Linked DNA regions of Homo sapiens: all the other regions are linked to region 1. Evidence: chromatin loops called from intact Hi-C (ENCODE). Cell type or tissue: PC-3. All regions are shown on one strand. Each heading gives the region's core, and the rest is flanking DNA. Links, peaks and the distances in the headings are about the cores only. Region 1 overlaps CLASP1 (cytoplasmic linker associated protein 1). Region 2 overlaps NIFK-AS1 (NIFK antisense RNA 1). Region 3 overlaps CLASP1 (cytoplasmic linker associated protein 1).

What was found. Hi-C counts contacts between places; a loop is a spot of excess contacts. Peaks named below come from ENCODE experiments on the same cell type or tissue, not always from the same donor. Only the 100,000 strongest peaks of a DNase experiment are listed, where the experiment ranks them.
Region 2: a loop joins it to region 1, with 7 times the contacts of the local background. A loop is called at or near these places in 6 of 110 quality-filtered maps.
Region 3: a loop joins it to region 1, with 2.4 times the contacts of the local background. A loop is called at or near these places in 2 of 110 quality-filtered maps.

What each region holds. Positions count from the first base shown.
Region 1 is chr2:121,593,544-121,598,543 of GRCh38, reverse strand. The region is part of intron 2 of CLASP1 (cytoplasmic linker associated protein 1); the gene reads left to right. Among named protein-coding and RNA genes, the nearest start is that of CLASP1, 53 kb to the left of the region's middle. RefSeq lists an enhancer at 1,489-1,558. In PC-3, for the core only: CTCF peaks have their summits at 1,991 and 2,196 (motif pointing left); a DNase peak (open chromatin) is centred at 2,163; H3K4me3 peaks cover 691 bases; H3K27ac peaks cover 712 bases.
Region 2 is chr2:121,684,330-121,695,381 of GRCh38, reverse strand. The region is part of intron 2 of NIFK-AS1 (NIFK antisense RNA 1); the gene reads right to left. Among named protein-coding and RNA genes, the nearest start is that of NIFK-AS1, 40 kb to the right of the region's middle. In PC-3, for the core only: a CTCF peak has its summit at 5,879 (motif pointing right); no DNase peak of the experiment used is centred there.
Region 3 is chr2:121,399,403-121,404,402 of GRCh38, reverse strand. It overlaps CLASP1 (cytoplasmic linker associated protein 1), which reads left to right. Exons shown (of 41, transcript NM_001395891.1): 27 at 1-32; 28 at 2,533-2,535; 29 at 2,731-2,894. Among named protein-coding and RNA genes, the nearest start is that of TFCP2L1, 120 kb to the right of the region's middle. In PC-3, for the core only: CTCF peaks have their summits at 1,725 and 1,924 (motif pointing left); a DNase peak (open chromatin) is centred at 1,902.

The DNA of each region.
Region 1 (5,000 bases), core at 1-5,000:
TAGTAAACTTTTCCTTAAAACCCAGATAGTACCTATTTTGGGCTTTGTGAGACCATATGCTCTTTGAAATATTCAACTAATATGAATCGTTGTATTGCAAAAGCAGTGACAGGTAATAGGTAAATGAACAGGCTTGGCTGTGTTCCAGTAAAACTTGACTACCTTATGTGATATTTCAGAAAAACTTGCCTCTCTCACTCAGACTCATATTGGGATCAGTTTGAATTCTGTTAGCTTACTGCTAATCATCTACAGTGAGCTGGCCTTGAACTTTCTTTGGTAGTAGAAGCCATCTGTGGGTTGAGTAATTGGTTATTTAAATAAGCATACATTCAGAACAGCACTATGCTACACCATGGCGGTGCTGTTCAACATGGAAGGATTTGTGAAGGTTCCCTGTTGTCATAGTGACCATGGGAATCCTGGAAGGAGACATTAAATAATAAAAATAACCCCAAATTTTGAATATGGCTGTCCTCATTGATCTGGTCTCCTCTTCCTGTCTGCCTTAAAACTTGCAGAAAGGGAAAAGTGGTGGGGATAGGTTCTTGCACTCACTTCCAGCTGCTTCTGTTCTTCCTTCTTCCCTCATCAGGTGAGAAGGGATGAAATGTTAAGAATGACCTGTCTTGGAGAGACCGCCTGGGCTATGCAACTGGAGGGAATTGGGGGGGGACTTATGCTACGCAGCTTTCTCAGGTCATCTTGACAGCTTTGATTCTGCGCAGCAGTGCAGTAACATGCAGCCTCACATCCACACCACACCAGTGCAAGTACCTGTACCTTTACTGGGATCATTGGAAACAACGTTTCTTAGCAGGGGCTTGGTGCTTTTTGTGAATACAGTCCCACAGGCCTTTCTCCGCAGTTTCAAAATTCAAAGCACTCTGAAAGCCTAGTGTTTTTAATTACTAATTTGCCATTTGACCTGAAGTGAACTAACATGAGACTATTTATAGTCTGTATGTACCTGGCTAGGCTATGTTTCACTACAAAAATATTAATGTGCTTGATTGTGAGTTGCTGCCCCGGATTCTATTCAAGGGGCTATATTACACATACACACACACATACACACTATCTCTCTCTCCGTGCACTATTTTATCTTCCTAAAAATCTGAAAAATTCTTTATTCCAGAATATACCTGGCCTCTAGAGTTTTGGATAAGCAATTGTGGACCTGTATTTAATACTGTACAATAATAATGATAGTCTATGGCTGTGGTGCATTTACTGTGAGCCAGAAATTGTGCTAAATATGTGTTCATTTTTTAAATTGTAATTACCATATGAGGTAGACATTATTTTTCCCATTTTACAAATGAGAAGACTGATGCTCAAAAAATTAGCTAACTTGTTCAAGGTGATAAAACTAGTAATTAAGATTTCTGAGACTTGAACTCAAGTCCTTATGCAACAACCAGAGTTAATTAAACACGTATGATGTGCCAGTTGCTGTACTTACACAGTAGGGAAAAACTGGGTACGGTCCCGGCCCAGTGTCTAAGCTGTCTAGGTCTGTCCAGTCTGTGTGGGCTTCATCTCCGTGTACATTTGTCTCAAGGCCCATTCCGTGCTGCCTTATATTTGAAATTTGTGGGTTCCCTATTAACCCAGAGCTTCCTTTTCTTCTGCCCTGTGGTCTGATTGGAGGAACGGGGAGGGCACATGAGAGGGCGGTGCACAGTGTAGGATAGGAAATAAGTCAGTGCTAAATTGCATCATAGGAATTTGTATAAATTCTGTCATGCGGAGAAAGAAGAAACATTAGGGTATGCTTAGTTGGAGAGGCCTTGACAGAGAAGTGGGATTAAAGAGGGTTATGAAGAACCAAAAGGTGTAAGCTGCAGAGGGTTCTGAGAAAGTCTCTCTTCCTTTCCTGTTTCTCCCTTTCTGGTTAGCACTTCCTTGGTAGACTGTAAAAGATGTAGTCTCTCCTAAGCTGCTTTACAGAGCACATGTTACCGCTAGATCAAGTGTGTTTATGGGCAGGAGGAGACTGTGTTGACAGATAAGGGAGGTTCCTCTCATTTCCTTTGCCTATCTCCAAAACCTTGGCTTTCATCGAGGTTTTTATTTTCCCGCTTGTGTCCTTGAGAGGAGAGCCAGAAAAGATTATTGGATTCAGATTAAGTGACTTCTGTTTCCTTTTCTGGCAGTCTCCTCGCTACTGCCACCAAGTGACACATCTTTTCAGAGACTGTCCATTTTTTTCCAGGTTTTCCTTGCAGTGTTTGTCCTATTGGCTGTAGGAGGTGAATTTCCATGGTTTAATCTAAAAAGACAGGTGCCTCTGTCATAAGTAGAAAAGCTACAGTTAGCAGCACTAAGCAAAAGCAAAAAACCTTAGGAAAGGTTATGTCAAGAAAATTTATATGGATTGTTGGTAAAAATGGTGTCCTTGATGTATGTAATTAGTGGCATTTCTTCCTAAATGTGTTTACCTATATGCAAGGGCAACAAAGTGTACTGAAAGTATTTTAGATTTGAGTGTGAATTGTCTGGATTCCTCTTCTGGCTCTGCCACTCATATATTTGAGCAGGTAGCTTTCTCTCTAGAATGTATTTCCTCATCTGTAAAAGGGGTCTGATGATATTTACTACATAGAGGATTCAGTAAGCCCATGTATATAAGCCCATGTAGTGCTTTTAATATGTAGCATGTGGTCAGTAAAAGGAAGTTGACGAAAATGTATATTATGGGACCAAATACTCATAAAATCTGAGGAAAGTTAACTTTTATGTGGGACTGAGGTTACATGTTTTCTTGTGGCCTAGTCAGTTAGCCTGTGCTCTGGAACAGAGGCCTTGGGTCTCTTGTAATAAGATATGAATCCATCAGTTGTTCAGTGTTGATAATAAAGTCCCTGAGTAGAGCAGCAGCTGGCTGGGAAGTCTGTGAAGGGTGAGTTAAAAACTGACTGGTATAAAACAATCCATTGACTGAGGCCCCCTGTTTTAGGAAGATTTCACTTGATTGTAAAATTTTTAACACTTATACTTTCCCTTGTTTCAGAAAACTAAAATTTAAATAAGGATACATGCAACAGAAGAAGTAATAAATTGAATGTCAAGGCAGAAAGTAAAACAGCTGGAGTGAGAACGTGGACCTAACAATGAGGCTAATGATTAACAGCTAATGTTTACTAGTAGCTAACACTTATTAAGCGCCATTATGTGCTAGACACTGTTAAGTGTTTTGCATGCATTGCCTGGTGTAATTATAACATAGATGCTGTATGATAAGCCCTGTGATTATTCCTATTCTTTAAGTGGGGACACTGAAGAAACTTGCCCGAGGTTACATGACTAGAAAGTGTCAGAGGCAGGATGTTAGTCGGAATAGTCTGACTGTAGCACCCACTGCTGAAGCAATATGCAGTATTTTCTTTATAATTTTGTAGCAGAGGTAATAGTAGCATTTATTGGAGCATAAAAGAAAAGGGTGTAAGGACGTACCCCACAGTTGATTTCTTAAAGGGAGGGAATTTTGAGTTAGACTTTAATGAAAAATATTTAAGATGAATATATTTAAAATAGTTCTTTGGTCCTGTTAGAATCATGACCATATATACTTTTTAAACTTTTTATTTTGGAAAATATTCAGACATGTGAAAACCTCAGAAAACAGTTAAAAAAATTTTCATGTATGTTTCACCTGGACCCCAGTGTTAACTCTTTATCACATATGTCTTGTTTTCTCTATTATTATGCTTATTGTAATCATTTGAGAGTAGTAGACACAGTGCTTCACTGCAATACCTGTGTATACAGTGGTTCTTAGAAACAAGGTCATTCATTTATATAATGTTAGGACAGCTATCTAAATCAGGATTAAGATTGATGGACTACTGGCCGGGCGCAGTGGCTCACACCTGTAATCCCAGCACTTTGGGAGGCCAAGGCGGGCAGATCACGAGGTCAGGAGATGGAGACCATTCTGGCTAACAAGGTGAAACCCCGTCTCTACTAAAAATACAGAAATTAGCCGGGCGTGGTATCGGGTGCCTGTAGTCCCAGCTACTCGGGAGGCTGAGGCAGGAGAATGGTGTGAACCCGGGAGGCGGAGGTTGCAGTGACCTGAGATCATGCCACTGCACTCCAGCCTGGGCAACAGAGCAAGACTCCGTCTCTTAAAAAAAAAAATTGATAGACTATTAATACCTGATTTACGAGACATACTCAAATTTCACCTGTTGTCATGCTAATGTCCTTTATAGCAACAAGAAAATTTTTTTTTTTTTGAGACGGAGTCTCCCTCTGTCGCCCAGGCTGGAGTGCAGTGGTGCGATCTCGGCTCACTGAAAGCTCCGCCTCCCGGGTTCACGCCATTCTCCTGCCTCAGCCTCCTGAGTAGCTGGGACTACAGGCGCCCGCCACCACGCCCGGCTAATTTTTTGTATTTTTAGTAGAGACGGGGTTTCACCGTGTTAGCCAGAATGGTCTCGATCTCCTGACCTCACGATCTCCACCCGCCTCGGCCTCCCAAAGTGTTGGGATTACAGGCGTGAGCCACCGCGCCAGGCCTTTTTTTTGAGACGGAGTTTTGCTCTTGTTACTGAGGCTGGAGTGCAGTGGCGCGATCTCGGCTCACCGCAACCTCCGCCTCCCGGGTTCAGTGATTCTCCTGGCTCAGCCTCCCAAGTAGCTGGGATCACAGGCATGCACCACCACCCTGGCTAATTTTGTATTTTTAGTAAAGATGGGGTTTCTCCATGTTGGTCATGCTGGTCTTGAACTCCCAACCTCAGGTGATCCACCCACCTCGGCCTCCCAAAGTGGTGGGATTACAGGCGTGAGCCACTGCGCCTGGCCGAAAAAAAAATTTTTTTAATCCTGTTTCATGATCCAGTTCTGGAACACACACTACATTTAGGTCTCATATCTGTGTAGTTTCCTTTTTTTTTTTTTTTTTTTGAGACGGAGTTTTTCTCTTTTCTCTTGTTGCCCAGGCTGGAGTGCAGTGGCACGATCTCAGCTCCCTGCAACTTCCGCCTCCC
Region 2 (11,052 bases), core at 3,290-8,289, 94 kb before region 1:
TTGCTTAAGTTTGATGCTGACTTTTGGATGCTGCCAGCTTTGTAGAAGCCTTTTGCTGTGGGAGGCACTTGCCAAGCCTTGCTGCGACAGAGGAGTATCCTTTGTCATGCTGACATTGGTGCCTCTCACCTTCCCTCAGGCCTGCCTCTCTCCCCTAGTGAGCCTCGGCCTAGACTGCCCACTTCCACTGGAGATGTTCATCATCAAGTCATTTACAGATCAAAACCACAGTTCTTACCTGCAGTGCCGGAAGGAGGGTAAGAAACAGAATCTGGGTGTGCCCTCCCCAGCTCTGTCATCCCTAGGAATATTCTCCCAGGTTGTGACAGAGCCCGGAAAAAAGCCATTTGCGATGACCTCACTGTACCCGACTTCTACCAGAGTCCCTGGCCTTTTTCTGGCCCTTGGTGATCCCTGATGGGGAATTGTCAGTGGGGGAAAGGTGATTTGTTTCATTTAATCTGCCAAATGCAAATGACCAACATTTTGGGTCTTAGCCAATTTTGAGGTTTTGGATTCAGAATATGTTCTGTTGGGGCTCGGGACACACCATCCCAAAATATGACACCACCTCAGAAAATCTTCCACCCCAATAAATTGCAGATATTTTCAAAAAATAATTACAAGAGACAGAGACTTATATTGCCAGTGGGCATGTATACTAGCAAATGCTTTTGGGAAGTAATTTTTTAAATCTTTTTTTTTTTTTTTTAAATAACAGAGGCAGGTTCTTGCTATGTTGCCCAGGCAGCTCTCAAACTGCTGGACTCCCAAAGTGCTGGGATTATAGTCATGAGTCACCGTGCCCTGCTGGAAAGTCATTTTTAAAGTGTCAAGAACCTTAAAAATGTTTGTACTTTTTGATCTTTGTTCTGGGACTCTAGCCTAAGGAAATAATTCTAAGTACAATAAAAGCTTTCTGTACCAAAATACCAATTGCAATATTATTAATAATGTAAAAAATGATACTAAAACACTCAACTATAGGAGAATAGTACTGTGAAATAGTACTGTAATCATGAAAAACTCATTATAATAAAGCCAAATGATTATTGTTGAAATAAATGAAAACAACTAAACTCAGTATTTAATATAGAGTTCGATGATGGCTGTGTTAAAACTAGAGTAATGTATGGCTGGGCGTGGTGGCTCATGCCTGTAATCCCAGCACTTTGGGAGGCCAAGGCTGGAGGATCACCTGAGGTTGGAAGTTCGAGACCAGCCTGACCAACATGGAGAAACCCTGTCTCTATTAAAAATACAAAAAATTAGCCAGGCGTGGTGGCGCATACCTGTAATCCCAGCTACTCGGGAGGCTGAGGCAGGAGAATCACTTGAACCTGGGAGGTGGAGGTTGCAGTGGCCTGAGATCATGCCATTGCACTCCACACTCCAGCCTGGGCAACAAGAGTGAAACTCCATCTCAAAAACAAAAAAAAAAAACAAAAAAAAAAAAACAAGAGTAATGTATACAGTGAGACATTTTAATACTAGTTATCTTTGGATAATGAGACAGAGAAAATTTTATTTTTTTCTACTTTGTTTGTTTGGTTGAGACGGAGTTTCACTCTTGTTGCCCAGGCTGGAGTGCAATCGTGGCTTACCACAACCTCCGCCTCCCAGGTTCAAGCGATTCTCCTGCCTCAGCCTCCCTAGTAGCTGGGATTACAGGTGCCCGCCATCACACCCAGCTAATTTTTTGTATTTTTAGTAGAGATGGGGTTTCACTATGTTGGCCAGGCTGGTCTCGAACTCCTGACCTCAGGCAATCCACCCGCCTCAGCCCTGCAAAGTGCTGGGATTACAGGCATGAGCCACCGTACCTGACTACTTTCTTTTTAATAACACAAATTTTGTTCATAAATAAGACTTCGGCTGGGCAGAGTGACTCACGTCTGTAATCCCAGCACTTTGGGAGGCCGAGGCAGGCGGATCACCTGAGGTCAGGAGTTTGAAACCAGCCTGGCCAACATAGTGGAACAGCCTGACCAGCATCGTGAAACCCCATCTCTACTAAAAATACAAAAATTCACCAGTCGTGGTGGCAGGTACCTTTAGTCCCAGCTACTCGGGAGGCTGAGGCAGGAGAATCGCTTGAACCCAGGAGGCAAAGGTTGCAGTGAGCCGAGATTGCGCCACCGCACTCCAGCCTGGGTGACAGAATGAGATTCCATCTCTAAATAAATAAATAAATAAATAAATAAATAAATAAATCAGACTTCATAAAATTAAATGCAGGGTTGGTTCCTGTTTTAAAAGGGGAATAGTAGGCTGGGAGCCGTGGCTCACGCCAGCACTTTGGGAGGCTGAGGCTGAGGCAGGCAGATCACCTGAGGTCAGGAGTTTGAGACCAGCCTGGCCAACATGGTGAAACCCCGTCTCTGCTAAAAATACAAAAATTAGCCAGGCGTGGTGGTGCGCACCTGTAATCCCACTACTCAGGAGGCTGAGGCAGGAGAATCGCTTAAACCCAGGAGGCAGAGGTTGCAGTGAGCTGAGATTGTACCACTGCACTCCAGCCTGGGCAAAGAGCGAGACTCCGTCTCAAAAAATAAAAAAATTAGCCTAGAATAGTGGCGTGTGCCTGTAATCCCAGCTACCCGGGAGGTTGAGGCAGGAGAATCGCTTGAACCCAGGAGGCAGTGGTTGCAGTGAGCTGAGATTGTGCCACTGCACTCCAGCCTGGGTGACAGAGCAAGACTCCGTCTCAAAAAACAAAAAGAGAATAGTAGAAGGCAACATGCCATTTTATTTAAAATTGCAAATTAGGTTTTTTAGATGGATGACAGTTGAGATCATTAAATCCCATTTCTGCCTCTCAGATTTCCACAAAATAGTATATTAAATACTCAGTCCTAAGAAATGGCAGAGTTTCCAAATTGCCTCTCAACACCAGAGGGAATGGCCCAGGTTCTTCCCTTACGATAAAGGTACATCATTTGATAAACAAAGGAGTGTAGCATTAAGACTCTTACAAGGTTGTATTGCAGAAGTTACTTCCGTGTCTTCACTCACAATGTGTATTCCCACCTTTATTTCCCATTCAGTAACACTGCCAGTTTCATCATCTCTCCTTTCAACTTCATTGAAAAGAGGATGCTGACTGGAATTTGGCTTAATAGTATCCACCACAGCCAGGTGCCTACAGTCCCCGCTACACAGGAGGGTGAGGAGAGAGATTTCCTTGAACCCAGGAGTTCGAGACCAGCCTGAACAAAACAGGGAGACTCCACCTTTGCAGACAACACACAACAGAGGCATTTCAGATGGGACAGTAGAGTTTCCTGAGATACACTTGATTTTTAGTTTTAAGCAGAGGAATTTTCCTGGAGAGTTTCAGTTACAATACCATACTCATGAGGATGGTAAAAAAAAAACCTCATAGTAAACATTCAGCAAAACATAGGTTATAGGGCAGTCATCTCCTTTAACACTTTATTGGGGTTTGTATATGAATTCTGAAATATTGTAGGCCTAATCCTGGTACAGAACCAAAACTGGGTGCGTTGTACTTGAACAGCTGACAAGTCCCCAGTACGGGTCCGTATAAAGTAATGGAGAAGAAACAGCCCTCTTAATCCCAGAAAAGTCTTTATTTGCCCTGATTGAAAACCAAATCTCATTCAAGAAACTTTTTCTACTGTTCTATAGTTTACAAATAATCTTATTACTTTTATAATTGGAAAAACAACAATAAACCCACTGTTCAAGGGAAACAGCCAGTTGTACTTTCCATTAGTCAGTGCTACTGTTTGGAACACAGATTTTTCCTAGAAATGGAATTAATATGAGCTTATCTTCTGCAATCATTTATTTGATTTAAGAGGAAACTGAGGTTTGAAGAAAGGCAATGTCTCCAAACCAATCCTGCCTCCTGGCCCTCTGGCCCTCACTCCACACTGTCTTGGAGCATGACTGTGGCACAGTGTGGCACCTACCAGGCACTTCATAGCATCTCAGTGAGTTACAGAGGATTGGGCTCAAGGAAGCTGATCCTGGGAGTGATGGGTATCCTACATTCTTGTGGAGAGGAGGGAGCTGGAGTTGGGAATATGCTGTGTGATGTGGTTCAGATGTGTGTCCCCTCCAAATCTCATGTTGAAATGTGATTCCCTCCCATGGGGCATATACTCAAAGGAATATAAATCATTCTACTATAAAGACACATGGCTAGGCATTGTGGCTCACACCTGTAATCCCAGCACTTTGGGAGGCTGAGGCAGGCAGATCATGAGGCTGGGAGTTTGAGACCAGCCTGGACAACATGGCAAAACCCCTTCTCTACTAAAAATACAAAAAATTAGCCGAGTATGGTGGCGTGCGCTTGTAATCCCAGCTACTCGGGAGGCTGAGGCAGGAGAATTGCTTGAACCTGGGAGGCGGAGTTTGCAGTGAGCTGAGATCTTGCCACTGCACTCCAGCCTGGGCGACAGAGCGAGACTCTGACTCAAAAAAAAAGACAAATGCACATGTATGTTTATTGCAGCAGTATTTACAATAGCAAAGACTTGGAACCAACTCAAATGTCCATCAATAATAGACTGAATAAAGAAAATGTGGCAAATATACAACATGGAATACTATGCAGCCATAAAAAAGAATGAGTTCATGTCCTTTGCAGGGATATGGATGAAACTGGAAGCCATTATCCTCAGCAAACTAACACAGGAACAGAAAACCAAACACCACATGTTCTCACTCATAAGTGGGAGTTGAACAATGAGAACACATGGACACAGGGACAGGAATGTCACGCACCAGGGTCTATGGGGGAGGAGTAAGGGGAGGGAGAGCTTTAGGGCAAATACCTAATGCATGTGGGGCTTAAAACCTAGATGACAGGTTGATAGGTGCAGCAGACCACCATGGCACATGTATACCTATGTAACAAACCTGCATGTTCTGCACATGTATCCCAGAACTTAAAGTACAAAATTAAAAAACAAAGAAAAAGAAATGCGATTCCCAGTGTTGGAGGTGGGGCCTGGTGGGAGGTGTCTGGGTCTTGGGGGCGGATCCCTCATGAATGGCTTGGTGTCCTCCCCGTGGTGATGAGTGAGTACTTACTCTGTTAGTTCACATGAGAGCTGGCTGTTTAAGGAAGGCTGGCTCCTCCTCCCTCCTTTGCTCTCTCTTGCACTCTCTCTCTCCCTGTCTCTGTCTCTCTGTCCCACTCTTACCATGTGACACACCTGCTCCTCCTTCACCTTCCGCCATGATTGAAAGCTCCCTGAGCCTTCACCAGGAGCAGATGCCAGCGCCATGCTTCCTGGCGCCTACTAAACTGTGAGCCAAATTAAACCTCTTTTCTGTATAAATTACCCAGCCTCAGGTATTTCTTTATAGCAACGCAAAAATAGACTAACACAGAAATGGGGCATCACCTGAACTACAAGGCCCTCTGAGCTGGCTATTGCTTCCTCCTCAGCAACAAGTCAGGCCACAAGGTTCCTAGTAACTGCCTGTAACCCGGCCTTTTTCCTCACCCTGGCCTTCCTTCTATCAAGGTACCTGCATTAACCGGGCTTCCTGCTTGGAATGACATCTCCACCCACAGAGCTCTGCCTCCAGTTAATTCATGCTCAGCCTCAGGCCTCAACTCCATATCCCTTCCTTGAGGAAGTCTCCCCTGACCCCTATACCAGGTTAGACCTTTTTTTTTTTTTTGCTTTTCCTTCATTGACAGTTCACCACTATAATTAAGTAACCATCTCCCTATTGTGCGTTAATGTCTGTTTCTTCCTCCAGACCACAGGAACCTTATGGGATTGTTTACCCGGTATCCCTGGCAACAAGCTGATCCTGGCAGATAGGGAGCGTGCAAAGCACATTAGATGAATAAATAAATGAAAATTATTGATTCTTCCAGCTCCACCAGGGGGCAGGGGCTGTAGCCTTCTTTCCCTGTCTGCTCCCTGGATCTGCTCCCATGGTGCTGGAGAAAGCAAGTGTAGCATTGCTTGTTTATTTATGCTTCCATTTGTTCAATAGATATCTACTGAGAGCCCGCTATGTGCCATTTTGGAGTCAGTGGTGAACATAGCATCAAAATCCTGCCCTCACAAGATTACTTTATTTTTTTTGAGATGGAGTCTCACTCTGTCGCCCAGGCTGGAGTGCAGTGGTGCGATCTCAGCTCACTGCAACCTCTGTCTCCCGGGTTCTAGCAATTCTCCTGCATCAGTCTCCTGAGTAGCTGTGACTACAGGCTTGTGCCACCATGCCAGACTAATTTTTTTGTATTTTTAGTGGAGATAGGGTTTCACCACATTGGTCAGGCTGGTATTGAATTCCTGACCTCAAATGATCCACGTGCCTCAGCCTCCCAAAGTACTGGGATTACAGGTGTTAGCCACCATGACCGCCACAAGATTACATTCTATACTGAAGGAGACAGACACTAAGCAAATAAACAGGAAACTATGCTGTATGCTGGTGCTAGGGCCAGAACAATTTATGAGAGAAGTGGAGGTGGGGGAGCCATACTAAATAAAATGGTTGGAAAAGGCCTTCTTGATAAAATATAATTGAGGAAAGACAAAGGATATAGCAATATGATGAAAGGGCATGTCAGATAAAATTCAGATGTCCAGATAATTTTGAATTTTATTTTATTTTATTTATTATTATTTATTTATTTTTTGAGACTGAGTCTCACTCTGTCACCCAGGCTGGAGTACAGTGGCATGATCTTGGCTCACTGCAACCTCTGCCTCCCGGGTTCAAGCGATTCTCCTGCCTCAGCCTCCTGAGTAGCTGGGACCACAGGCATGCGCCACCACACTGGGCTAATTTTTGTATTTTTTTAGTAGAGAAGGGGTTTCACCATGTTGGTCAGGCTGGTCTTGAACTCCAGACCTCAGGTGATCTGCCTGCCTCGCTCGGCGTCCCAAAGTGCTAGGGATTACAGGCATAAGCTACCATGTCCAGCCAAAATTTTTTCAAATTCTAATGTTTTTAATTCACAAATTGCAATTCATATTGCCACGGAGGAAACAAAATTGTAACTAATGAAGAATTCTAAGAGCTGTTTTTTGTTGTTGTTTTTTTTTGAGATGGAGTCTCAGTCACCCAGTCTGGAGTGCAGTGGTGCGATCTCGGCTCACTGCAACCTCCACCTCCTGGGTTCAAACAATTCTCCTGTCTCAGCCTCCCGAGTAGCTGGGATTACAGGCACCCATCATGATGCCCGGCTAATTTTTGTATTTTTGTAGAGACACGGTTTCAACATGTTGGCCAGGCTGGTCTTGAACTCCTGACCTTAGGTGATCTGCCCGCCTCGGCCTCTCAATGTGCTGGGATTACAGGCATGAGCCACTGTGCCAGGCCAAGAGCTGTTAAAAGTAGTACCTGATCTTTGGCTTTTGGGGTACCAGGAATTACTTTTTACTATGAGAGAGAACTTGACTTTTGCGTGTGCAGTGGCTGACGAGTCACTGGCAAAACCTGGAAAGTGGCTGACAGGGTTGTAGTGAATGATTATTATTGCAATGGGCTATTTGTTCTTTACGCACTTAGATTAAAAGGCAGGTTTGAACACCTGGAGGTTGTGGGAACATTCACTACCAATGGTTAAGACTCTGATGGAAGATGAGCTGATCACAGAGTGGGCTGATTTGCATTGGGTTGCCCACTAGCCTCAGGGGAATGTCTTTACAGAAAGGTGTGCTGTGGAAGCACTGTGTGGCCTGGTCTCATGGGGTTCCTGTCTTTGGGAACCCAAGATTAAATGTAAATGTGGGATACTGGCAGGCACAAGTGGAAGCCAGCACAACTAATGATGCAGAATTTTTTGTTCCTTGGTTCAGCTAAATCCAGAAAAATTAGGCACGCAGAAACATTGAAAGGTGAGGATGGTGCCAGGTGCGGTGGCTCACACTTGTAATCTCAGCATTTTGGGAGGCTGAGGTGGGCAGATACTTGAGGTCAGGAGTTTAAGACCAGCCTGGGCAAATTAGTGAAACCCCATCTCTACTAAAAATACAAAAAATTAGCCAGGCATGGTGGTACATGCCTGTAGTCCCAGCTACTCAGGAGGCTGAGGCAGGAGAATCACTTGAACCTGGGAGGCAGAGTTTTGCAGTGAGCCAAGAGCATGCCATTGCACTCCTGCATGGGCAACAGAGCAGGACTCAGTCTCAAAAAAAAGAAAAGAAAGGTGAGGAGGGCGGAATTTATTAAGCAAAAGGAGGGTCCTATATGCAGGTATCCACCTCACAAATTGAATACAAGGCCATCACATGCAAGTTGAAAAGGCGTGGCTCCTCTCCAGCATTAGGCATGAATTCCTGGTGGCTCCACCCCATTCTTCCAGTGTGCATGCTGGCCCTTAGTCTTAAGGAAGGAGACCACTACTACTCCTGCTGCCCTCCTCCCCCCACCTTGCCTAGTTCACAAGACAGGAGGAGATAAAAAGCAAAAAGTTGGAAAAAAACAAAAGTAAGATAAATAGCCAGACAACCTTGGCACCACCACCTGGCCCTAGGAGTTAAAAAAAGTAATAATAGTAACATCAACCCCTGACCTAAACTACCTGTGTTATCTGTAAATTCCAGACACTGTATGAAAAAAGCGCTGTAAAACTTTTTGTTCTGTTAGCTGATGCATGTAGCCTCCAGTCACATTTCCCACGCTTGCTCGATTTATCACGACCCTTTCACATGGACCCCTTAAAGTTGTAAGCCTTTAAAAAGGCCAAGAATTTCTTTTTCGGAGAGCTCGGCTCTTAAGACATGAGTCTGCTGATGCTCCCGGCCGAATAAAAACCTCTTCCTTCTTTAATTCGGTGTCTGAGGAGTTTCGTCTGTGGCTCGTCCTGCTACATTTCTTGGTTCCCTGACCGGGAAATGAGGTGATTAACTGACGGTCGAGGTAGCCCCTTAGGCAGCTTATGCATGCTCTGTAGAGCATCCCTGTGGGGGACTCCGGCTTGAGCAATGCGGATCCTGAGAGTGCTCCCGGGTAGGCATTTGCCCCAGTGGAACGCCTTGCCAGAGCAGCGCGTGGCAGGCCCCGGTGGAGGATCAACGCAGTGGCTGAACACCGGGAAGGAACAGGCACTTGGAGTCCGGACATCTGAAACTTGGTAAGACTGGTCTTTGGAACTTGCCCACTCCGTTTGAGTGGAAGCGTGGCCTGATCACCCACAGCGTGTCTGTACTGGCACTTTGGTTTTTGTTTTTGACTTGACTTGAATTGCTTGATACTTTGGTTTTAACCTTGATTTTGACTTGACTTGAATTGCTTGATAAACAGGCATGCCTTTATTGGTACTTTGGTTTTGGTTCTGATTTTGACTTGGCATAAATTGCTTGACGAACAGGTGTGCCTTTAACAACACTTTGGTTTTAGTTTTGATTTTGATTTAGTGTGAATTAGACGAGTGAGTGACCTTTTACCCTTTCCTTCTTGTAGTGTGAATTTTTTTTGTTTCAAGAGAAAAATAGGTCAGACACAAAGTAAGCCCACTCCGCTAGGAACTATGTTAAAAAATTTCAAAAAGAAAAATAAAAGGAAAGTCATCAAAGCATCAAAACTTACTCTATTAAAATGCATGTTACAGAACCTTAGGAAAGGTTCTGTGGGAGATTATAGAGTTAAGTTAACCCCCTAGAGGTTAAGAACTCTGTGTGAATTAGAATTGCCCTCTTTTGGTGTTAGATGGCCCACCGAAGGAACTATAGACAGGGAACTATTGGCCATGTATTTAAGGTGGTGACAGGGGTCAGAGGGCAGCCAGTGTACCTAGATCAAATTCCTTTATATTGACTCATGGTTAAATATAATATAGGCAAAACCAGCATAAATTTAGCCCTGTTGAACAGCTTATTGCAAAAAAGCCAAAAGTAAAAGAGCAGCTTCGCCGGCAGACAGAGTTAAAAAGGGAGTCCCAGAAACAGCAAGAGAAGCCAGTTTTGCGGGAGCCGCCAGAGATAACAGAAATTCTTTCTCCATATATCCCAGCCTACCCCGCTTTACTGAGGCCAACAACCCCCTCAGAAATGAGATTCAGGAGCTAACACGCTCCAGGTTTTACCTTGAAGGGGAGGATCGGAGCTTCGAGAGACCAAGGAAGGAAATCAAGATAGTCAAGTGGGCCATCTCAGATCTGAGAGGCTATGCAAATGCCTCTCAGGGAGACACGAGGACCTGTCTATTATAATGACCAGGCCCACATCCGGGGGGTTGGGGGGGACAACAGACTTTCATCTATCAGCCCTTTTCAACCATTGATCTACTAAACTGGAAACACCCTGAACCCACCACCTTGCTCCCGGCAGCTAAAGCCCTGTCGAGCATAACTGTGTAGAGGTGTTGGACTCAAATTTACTCTAGCAGACCTAACCTCCAGGACCAGCCTTGGGCATCAATAGACTGGGAGCTATACGTGGACGGGAACAGCTTCATCAACCCCCAAGGAGAGAGAGGTGCAGAATATGCGGTGGTAACCCTGGACACTGTTGTTAAGCTGAGCTCATTGCTTTAATTCGGGCCTTAGAACTCAGTGAAGGTAAGACTTGTAAACATTTACACTGACTCTGGGTATGCCTGTTTAACCCTCCAAGTGCATAAAAAATTGTATAAAGAAAAGAGCCTGTTAAACTCTAGAAAAAAGGGAAAAAAAGACCCAGAGAATGCAATTCAGCTTCAGCATTTGCAGAGGTACTGAGAAGCACTTCTGCAGAGTCTAAAAGTTGGTAGAAAAAAGCAAGTAATATAAAAAAGATTTCAGAAATCCTTCAAGGAGCTGACAAGAGCCTAAGTCAGTTTTATAAGAGACTCTATAAAGCATTCTGGCTTTATACCCCACTTAACCCTGAGGCTGCTGAAAATCAGTATGCACTGAATATTTTATTTGTAAAGCAAGCCCAGGGTAACATCAAGCAGAAGCTGCAGGCATGAATACCACCTAGTCTATAAAAGTGGCCACCAAGGTGTATGTTAACTGTGACCAAGGAACAAAACTGGGAAAGAGCAAAGGAAAAAGAAACACTAAGAGTAAGTGTGAAAAAGAGAATCAGAAGAAAACAGGAGAGACAGACAGCAGTGCGC
Region 3 (5,000 bases), core at 1-5,000, 190 kb after region 1:
TCACTCGGATGTTTGCTGACCCTCATAGCAAGGTAAGTCTGAAGTCATGCCTGCCCTGTCTTTACCCCTGCATGTCTGTGTGCTCTGTGTGATATACTACCCAAGAATGAGAGAGAATTCCCGATAGTGCAGTTCCGACCTTACAGAGTCACACCGGTTTCAGCACTAGTGTATGTTACATCTTTTAAAAACAGAATTCTTGGAAACTTAAATGTGCATAAAATTTCAAGTTAAATAAGTGTGTTTCAAGTAAATGTTATCAGGGAGAGAATCAGATGGTCTTTCTTATATTCAGCAAATATTTTTGTATGTCTCCTCTTAGCCAAACAGTGAGGTAGGTGCTAGGGTATAAGATTATATTATAATATCATGCATTTTTTAATGTTATAGTAGTGAAGAAAATAAGTATATAATTATTTTTGTATCCCGTGTAGAATATGTCCGTATAGGACAAGATAGAAAAAATGAGAATATGTAATGGATTTATTGATAAACCAGGTTATTTCATAAAATAGGATTTTGCTGTTACCAAGAATTTGCTGAACGGGGATCACTTAGCTGGTGCCCACACCTCCTGAGGGCCATAGGGAACACTAAGCCCAAGGAATGCTTTTTTTGATGAGAGAGTCCCAGCTGAGGGGGAAATGCCCATGAGTATGGGACAGAACACTTTCCAGGGGTGGTGGAAAAGACGTGAGACAGGGTATCTTTACAGAAGTTTACTTGGAGTCTAGATTTTAAATACTATTGTTAGGGAGAAGGCCCTTAGAGACTATTAGATGCTTTTAGAGGAAGAAGGTAAGGTGTGGAAATGGATAGAACCTTAAATGAGCAGAAGCAAATCTTTAATGCTGACATGCAGGATCAACTACAGTTTTCCTAGTAAAGATGGGCTCCTCCAAGTCTTGCTGGAAGAAAGAAACCTGTGATGGCCAGAGAGCCCAGCCAGTTAGTCATCATCATCTTCTTTCTTTTCCTATCCTTGCTTCCTCGTAGGAATTGTCCTTGAAATATCAAACATCCATCCACCCATTCATTCACCCAGTCATTTAACATTTACTGAGTACCTGCTCTGGGGCAGGGATATAGAAAAGAAGATATGGTCCCAGCCTTTTGAGGTGCTCATGAGAGTAAAGGGGATGAATGCAAGGGTTCTCCTCCCCTCCCCCCACAACAGCTCTCCTCACTCAGTGTCATTCTTGAAGCATGTCTTTAAACTTTCTGCTGTGACCCTCACAGCAAAGTCAACATTAACAATATTAATAAAAATCCACTGGGCACAGTGGCTTACACCTGTAATCCCAGCACTTTGGGAGGCTGAGGTGGGCAGATCACCTGAGGTCAAGAGTTCGAGACCAGCCTGGCCAACATGGCAAAACCCTGTCTCTACTAAAAATATAAAAATTAGCTGGGCATGGTGGCGGGCACCTGTAATCGCAGTTACTTGGGAGGCAATCACTTGAACCTGGGAGGTGGAGGTTACAGTGAGCTGAGATCGCACCACTGCACTCCTGCCTGAACAACAGAGTGAGACTCTGTCTCAATAAAAATTCAGGAAAGACTGAGCTTAAAGGCCACATAGATATCCAAAGATAAAATTTATCAAGATTTTTCTCTAAGGTAGTGGTAAAAGCAGTAAGATTTAACTCATAAGCATAATTAGATTCTTAAGATTTATAACGTGAACACTATTAGATGGTTTAGAACACTGATAAATTTCTGTTACCTGTCACCCCTAGATTGCTGATTCAGAAGCAGAATGTGAGGATAAAGAAGGAAATTTGTTTCCATCAGAAGTCTCTTGTACAGTGAGTTTGGAGGTCTCAGTTTAGTTAGTATTTGTTAGCTGCCTGTAAGTGAAGCCAGGAATCCCACAGCTGAATGACTTTTTCCTGAGCTGTCTCACAGGAGACCCCTGGTGGTGAATAGTTGCTGTGCTAGAAATGAGGCGGTATAGGGTTTGTGGTTTGTCCAAGTAGAACAAGTTTCATTAACAAGGTAGGGATACTCAGTGCTACTTTTCTCTCTGAAATTGGTTCAGAGATATTCCACTGTGCACTCTATTTTGCCTTAGCAAAAATCATTACACAACAGCATGATGATTATGTTAATATTTTTATATATTTTATTCTAAGCCGTAATCTATTACTTTATGATATCTGAAATTGGTATACATCAAAATGTCTGACGTGAAAAGCAATAGCTACACAATAGTGAGTAGGTGTTTTTATTGGCTCATTTTATAATAGTATTTGTTGACTGCTAGATAGTGAATAAGAATACTATAGAATTAGGGCAAGAGGATTTGTTGTTGTTTAAGAAAGAAAAGCCTTCAGGATTAAACACAGAAAAGTTAATTTCTCTCTGTACTGCTTTTTAAAGACTTACATTGATGGAGGAGAGAATATTTCATTGGTTTGTAGCCTTTTCAGGTTTTCTTAAAAAAACGCATGAAAATGGTATTAATTCACTGCCAACTAACATGGAATTTGTTTTGTTGCATGGCCTCGTTTGCGGTGGAATTCACAACAGAGAGTAAGTTCCATTTCTTTTTCCTTTATCTGTTTTCTGCACTACATTTTCCTTCTGTACTATGAACAGTTGTTAACAGTGTTAACCTAAGTTACAAGAGTCTGGGCAAAGCACGTATGGGCATTTTTAATGTTTTGTAGACTTTGGAGGAGATCGTGAATTCAATATGTGAACTACTTGGTTTTCATTTGTGTCTAGGTTTTCAGTATGTTTTTGGAGACTCTTGTGGATTTTATAATAATTCATAAGGATGATTTACAAGACTGGCTTTTTGTTCTTCTCACACAATTACTTAAGAAAATGGGAGCAGATTTACTTGGATCTGTGCAAGCAAAAGTTCAAAAGGCTCTAGATGTCACAAGGTAAGTGTTTAAGGGTTAGGTCCATTTTGATGTTACAGGATACTTGTAAGTGACTTTTTGCCATTCTCTTTTGTTACCCATGGCCTTTGTCACCCCCTTGAATATCTCTTTTACTCAGTTCTCACTTTCTGTTGTTGACATACTTGTTGACATGTCCCACCAGTCCATGAAATGAAATACCATATCTTCCTTGTGTTGATATTACTTTTGTGAGTATTTAAGACATATATAATAAACAAATGTAAAACTTTGGAAATTGATTCTCTTCTCATTAAAAAACATTTAAAGGGAACATTTAGAATATTTGTTTACATTTCTCTGAAGACCTTAGTATTTTTATTACTTCAACTTACAAGTCTTACTAGAAATTTTTCTATCGGTGTATGATGTAGAGTTTCCATTGGTCCAGGAAAATTCTCTAAATTAATAGTACACTGGCTAGAGATTAATAGCACATTTGCAGTAGTTGTGACCCTTCTGGCTGTTATGAGAAAAGAAAAGCTGCTGAAGCCCAGAAAAGTTAGAAAAAGTACATGCTGCTGCTGTTCAGAAACCGCTTCTCTATTGTCTATGCAGTTGTGGGTCCTCAATATGCAAGTATGAAAGTTGAAACATCTCAGAAGACACTTTGCAATAATGTCTTGGTTGTGATTTGGTGGAAGATGGATGGGGGGAATGTCAAATTGGTGAACTTTTTTAAAGAACAAAGGAATAACTTCCAAGTCACTCAGAAAATTATCAGGGCAATGACTTTTATAAGTTACTACAAACTGGAATAATTCTAGTTATCATAGAATTTCAAGATGGAAGGACCTTAAAGATGATGCTCATTTTATCAGTGAGAAACAGACAGTTTGCCTTGACTTTGTGTTAGTGGCTGTTTGGGAACGCAAATCCAGGATTTCTGAAGATTGCACTGTTGTCTGTTTTTATTGTTGCAGGCTATCTTGTGGGTGTGTGTCCTCACCTCCTGTGGGGGCAGGGGGGTGGTATGGATAGCACTGGAACCTTCTCTTCCCTCTCTGGCTCCCTTGACTAGCACAGTAGCACATCCTGCCCTGCCGGCATCTCCCTATGCGTGCAGCTTTTACATGACTCTGACTTCAAAGTATGCGTCTGTTCCTCTACACCATGATGCCAGCTGTTTTCTTTTGGCCCTTGACCCTGTCAGTCTGTGTAATTGCATTGCTCTAGAATTCTGTTATCCAGAGCGATTACCCTTCTGGTTTTTAATGAACTCAAAGTAATGTACTTGCATCTGTCGGTGAGGCCATAAAAAAAGAATATTAAATAAATAAATAAATAAGAATCAAAGTAATGTACTAAATTTGCAATAAAGCTTTCAAACTTCGTCATTCCTTTGCATGGCTAAACTTAGTGGAGTTAGGGAGCATTACAGTACACCATTATACCAGTGGATTATAAAGGTTTAGCCAAGATTGACTGAGGGGCTAGGCTGATAAGCTGGTATAATTGAGTGGAGTAGATAGGATGGCTGTTGATAGACTGGGGCCGGTTGTGGCCACATTGGGACATGGGCTCAGTAGTACCAGACTTTTCAAGAAAGGTCAGAAATGTGGATTTGGGCAACATATTTGAGAATTTTTTAAGATACTGTGAAGGCCAAATAAAACACATGTGAGCCAGACTTGGCCTGTAGGTCGCTTAATTTAGGTGAATTTACCAATGACCAGATCTATTTCATATATTTAGGAATGGTAGGAGTATTAAGATTGTGTTCCTAAACTTTGGTGATTAAGGAATACAATTGTGACCTCCTGTTAGTTTTCCTGGATGCCCCTTTAAGAGTCCTAATCTCAGTAGATTTGGTCTGAGTGCCTAAAGCGTTTTTAATATTCCCTTCTTTTTCTCAGCAGTTGAGATGCACAGCTGTTTAAGCTGATCTAGAATAGTCAGCGACTGCTAATAGGAGGTTTTAGTGATGGCTGAGAATTGCTTCTCAGTTTATAGACTTGAGTGCTAATCTGCCTCAATTTCCTTTCCTTTACCTGTGCCTAACAATGGCGTATTTCCCGATTATACACACCCATTACTGAAATGTATTCTCCATCCACCCCATGCTGCCAGAAGAAGGGAGAGACATTT